Regions from separate parts of the Homo sapiens genome. Here region 1 is linked to region 2. Evidence: read pairs that join two places in POLR2A ChIA-PET (ENCODE). Cell type or tissue: A673. All regions are shown on one strand.

The links. ChIA-PET counts read pairs that join two places held together with the same protein. Peaks named below come from ENCODE experiments on the same cell type or tissue, not always from the same donor. Only the 100,000 strongest peaks of a DNase experiment are listed, where the experiment ranks them.
Region 1: POLR2A ChIA-PET joins it to region 2 with 5 read pairs; 1 of 35 experiments calls an interaction of 5 or more read pairs at or near these places.

What each region holds. Positions count from the first base shown.
Region 1 is chr2:121,906,786-121,909,285 of GRCh38, reverse strand. The region is part of intron 1 of LOC105373592 (a long non-coding RNA gene); the gene reads right to left. Among named protein-coding and RNA genes, the nearest start is that of LINC01823, 120 kb to the right of the region's middle. In A673, no CTCF peak of the experiment used is centred here; a DNase peak (open chromatin) is centred at 1,195; H3K4me3 peaks cover 301 bases; H3K27ac peaks cover 2,067 bases.
Region 2 is chr2:122,202,115-122,204,614 of GRCh38, reverse strand. All of the region lies in intron 2 of LOC105373592 (a long non-coding RNA gene), which reads right to left. Among named protein-coding and RNA genes, the nearest start is that of LINC01823, 410 kb to the right of the region's middle. In A673, a CTCF peak has its summit at 1,040; a DNase peak (open chromatin) is centred at 954; H3K27ac peaks cover 2,193 bases.

The DNA of each region.
Region 1 (2,500 bases), 300 kb after region 2:
GCAGGTCTTGCTGCTCAACTAAACTTCACGACATCCCCAGGCCTCCAGCTCTCCCAAGTGCACAGGACATTTGGGAAAATTAATGGATGGAGGAGTTTGACTTAGCTGCCTGGACCTGCTGTGATGGGAGGGGGTGTGGGGCGTACCCCGGGCCTCAGCCACTCAGCACCATCCGGAAGCGCCTCATGTTCCATTTAGCTTATAATAGCAGATATGAAAATTTTATCAGGTTTTCTGCCTTACTCTTGTGAAATATTAAACATCAATAAATTATTAAGCTGAATGTAAAATACTACAAATGTTCCTAGATTTCAAAAGGCACTTCAGAAGCACGTTGGTTACAGGGCTATTTTGGGCAAAGCAAACCTGCCCCAGTAAGGAGGTATCTTTTTTCTTCTCCCATTATCTGTGTTCCTTCATAGGGAAGTGTCTATTCTGGGATTCACGCTCTACAAGTAAGCCCCAAAGAAGCTTCTGCACAGGTAGCCACTTGACGCGTTCTAGGAGGAGTGTGGGCAGGATCTGGAATCTGCACCCGGGAGGAGGGAAGAGAGCTGCAGGCCTGGGGCCCAAACTTTGAAAAAAATGACAGTGTTAGGTGTTCCTTCTCTCCATCTTGGAAGCGGGAGTGCATCTTGGGCACGGGTTGTGGCCAAAAAGGTTTCTGATGGCCCAGGAATGTGTGTCTAGTGGACAAGGAGGTGCTGAATGGAGTCTGTTTCCCTAGGAGGCTAAGGAGGTTCCTGAGAAAGACCCAGCCGGATGTGAACCAGCGAACCTGACAAATCAGTGGGGTGCCCAAAGGACGATGCCTGTTGCCAAGGAACTGAGGAGCCTCCCTGAAAACAGCTCACCCTGAGAAGAAGGCACTAAGCCCCAGTCTTTGGTTGCAAAAAGGAATCCTGAGCCCAGCACTGCAGCTGCTTCTCTGGTCCTCCCACAGCCCAGCCTCCTGCACCTGCATCTGGCTCAGGACAGAGGGACAGCTCCGAGAGAAACCAAAAGGAGACACCTCACTGGTGCACAAGCCACTCAGCTCAGGTCTCCATTACAGGGCGTCCCAGAAAGGGGAGAGAGGGCTTTCCTGCTTTGTTACAAATTGCCACACAGCTCAGCATGCAGAGGCAAGTCAGCCACGACGGAAACATGACACAGGACAGCATGGGGTGACAGTGAGGCCCAGACAGCAGCAGCAGGCACAAAGGCTTTCAGCACGTAGCAGGGAGCCGTGGGGGCAGAAAGACGCGGTGCCTACAGCGCCTGGCAGAGCTCCCAGGATGGAGCTGCTCCCTCGAGACCCAAGGCTGTGCCTTCCTCATGCCTGCCCAGGAAGGCTGGTCCCAGCCAGACTGCCCCTTACTCCTCCACCCCACCTTCGCCTCTGCCTCTCTCTGTTTCAACACTGTCTCTGTGTATGGGTGTGTGTGTGTGTGTGTGTGTGTCCATTTATATAATTTATTTCATAAATCAATTTAGCATTTTACCCAAGGAAGACAGGTGTAACAATTAGGAATAATTTTGTCTACCCGTAACAGAAACCTGACCAGCTGTGGCTTAGCACACCAGGACAGCTCCCGTTTACCTCACACAGCCTGGTGGTAGCGGGTGCAAGGTTGATCCCGGGTCACTGAAGATCCAGCCTCCCTACTCTTGCAGCACTGTCTGCATTCTTTAGTGTACTTGCTCTTTCTCCTTCATGCTACCCCTCTAGGTGTTACATCTCCCGGGGAAACATCAAGCAAAGAAAACCTGACTATAGGGACTTAGAAAAGCAGGGCTTGTTTTCCTCATCACAGGAAGTCCAGAGGTAAGCAGATGCCCATGGGATTTCAACTACTCAGCAGCACTGGCGCCTCCTGTGCCTCCACACCACAATCTTTGGTGAATGGGCCTCTGGCATCACTTGCCAGTTCTTGGTGACAAGATGGCTGCCACAGCCCCAGACATCACACCTGCCTTCAAGGTAGGAGAGGGGAGATGGGCAAAGCCAGCTGCAGCTGCATATGTCTCCTTTTATCAGAAAAGCAAAAGGTACATTTGCTGGTGAGGCTTATCTCTCTCTCTGCAGCCTAGGCCTCTGCCTTGTGAGCCAAATCCACACATCCAGCTGTCTCCTGGGCATCTCTCAGACCCCCATACGTACGTGAAAAGACTGGGAGACCTGGGTTTAAGACTGAGCCATGCCACTGGCTGAGACCTAGGAAAAGACACTTAATCCTTCGGAATCTAGGTTTCTATCTAACTTTGGGAATACTGCTCCCTGAAGACCTCCCATAGAGTTACTGTGAGGATGAAATCAGACAATGCAGGTAAAGGTGCTTTGAAATTGCAAAGCATGGCAACATTTCCTCGTGTGTTCCAAGAATAACAAAAACAAAAAATGTGCACTGCCAGGTGCGGTGGCTCATGCCTGTAATCCCAGCACTTTGGGAGGCCGAGGCAGGCAGATCACTTGAGGTCAGGAGTTTGAGACCAGCCCAACCAACATGGCAAAACCCCG
Region 2 (2,500 bases):
GACTCCAACAGCAGTGAGATCATACAAAGCCACCAGGACCTACCCTAACGAAGTGAGTTGAGGCACACTTGTTAGAGGCCAAGGCCACACACATATGCCCCACATCCAGAAAGCTAGTCCCCACCCCACACAGGTCGCCCTCAGAGGAAGTAGTCATAGAAGAGCTGTTACAAAGAAAAGACGTCTCTGCAGGTGGAAGCCTTTCATCACAGGCACCTCAGAGCCATCCAGTCGTACAATTCCTGAGCACAACCATGTCTTATGGGTCAGCAAGCCTGGCACTGTTGCTGGGATTCACCAGCTCTGCTTCCACAGACATAAACTGGAGAAGCAAGCCCAGGACATGACCACTGCCCATGATATAGATCCGTACCACTCGCGCTGGCCTGCTGCTGGAATCACAGTAGATTCTCCTCCGGTAGTTCCTGGGTGAGCTCTTTCTTGCACCTCTCATTTTCTGCCCCATTTCAACCTTCAGTGCCATCTTCCTGCCCCATTGTGACTCCCCAATATCCATAATCTGACTCTTGACAACTCTGCAACTGTAGGGTGTGGCCCAGCTGTGGGATCCCCTTTTCTAGTGAAAAGCTCCCACTTTTAGTTTCTTAAAGAGGATCTTGACACAGGTCCAATTTGTTCTGGAGTCTTTGGTTTCTATATACGAAGGCAGATCAAAAGTGCCTTGCAGACATAGCTGAGTTTGCTTATGAGGGCTGGATCAGAATCCCTGTTCCCTATTATTACAGAAGCCGTAAGAATACCAACATTCTCCCCAGTGGCTCAAAACTGAGGGTTAAAATGTTAATCAGGAGTCACCAGAGATGCATGAGTCAGGATTCAGACATTCTGCACACCGATGCCAAGAAAGTACACATATTTCAAGTGTTAAATCCCTATTCTTTTCCAGGGAGCTCAGATTTCAGCGATCATACTGAATGGGGATATTTGGGCTTGTTTCTCAGCATGGACCAAGAGAAACAAAAGAGTGCAATATAGCTCCCACTGTTAATAACAGATGCCCCCTTCCGGAAGCTTTGTCAAAACCTCTTAAGGAACACATGTGTCTCACTCACTTCTTGGCTATATCACTCTTCTGGCTTCAGCAGGAACACATTTCATGCCCAGGAGAAAATGCATCAGTGAGAGAAAGACTTCAGTGTTTCTATAAACAAAAACAACTCTAGCAAATCCCCATAAAGAATTGTTTCCTTTCATATGAGAGCCCAACTTTTAACAGCTTTCAAGTAATCTTTGAAAATATATTCATTTTTAGAAACTAGTTTCCACCAGGATATAAGACATTTAGAAGAAACCAACTATATTACTTTTCTGTCCTTGGAAACTACCCTTGCAAGCAAGAACAATTGTGAAACTATTTCTAGTGGTGATAAGACTTTTGCCCGACACAAGCTATTTTCTGTATCGCATTTCTAAACTCCCAGATAGTTTACAGAAATCATCCCCCTTCCCTCTATTGAAACTGCCTTTGCAAAAAATTATAACTGAGAAAATTATGATCTTGCTTCTAACCTCCGAGCTGTCATGGTTCATTCCTGGGCATAGGCTGAACTAACTTTGCAGGGAACTTACTCTATAGTTTAATTTTGAAACAAGGACGATAAGAGCTCTTCCCCAAAACAAAACTCCTTTTTGCCAGGGAACGATACTGCCTTTGCAGGGCTAACAAATTAGCCACAGGATTAGAAATTGTGGTTTAGGAGTCATGTAGTTGGAGGCTACAAGATTCTGAACCTCCCCAATTTGCTCCTGGGGATAACATCCCTGGTGTAAAACCTAAGACCAGTGCTTGAGATATTTTGCAGCCCCTGTACTCAATGGATCAGCTGGCACCACCAAAATCGATAAACTAGCTAATCTGGTCTTGTGGCCCCCACCCAGGAACGGACTCAACACAAGAAGACAGCTTCGACTCCCTACGATTTCATCTCTGACTCAACCAATCAGCACTCCCCCGACTTCCCGGCCCCCTATCCACCAAATTATCCTTAAAAAACCCAATTCCCAAGTTTGTAGGGAGACTGATTTGAGTAATAATAAAACTCCAGTCTCCTGCACAGCCAGTCTGTGTGAATTAAACTCTTTCTCTATTGCAATCCTCCTGTCTTGATAAATAGGCTCTGTCTAGGCAGCAGACAAGGAGAACCTATTGGGCAGTTACACTAACACCACCTCTGCTTCTGCTCACAAGTGAGTGCCTTAGGTACCAGGTCCTGCAAGGTGAAAATGGCTGTCAGCCCTTGTCACTATCTCTGCTATCCTAGGCTCTCCCCTATGGCACATAGGCAGAGGCCAAAACCCACATTTCCCAGACTGTTTTGCTAGCATGGTGCCTTTTTTGAATCTTCCAATGAGAAACACTCATGAAAGATCTGGGGTGGAAAAAGAAGCAGAAGCCATCATGGTTCCAGCAGCTGGCAGATGAGCATGAGGCACTGCACAGTTTCTGGAACCTTCCCTATGAATCACACCCTTGGGCGAT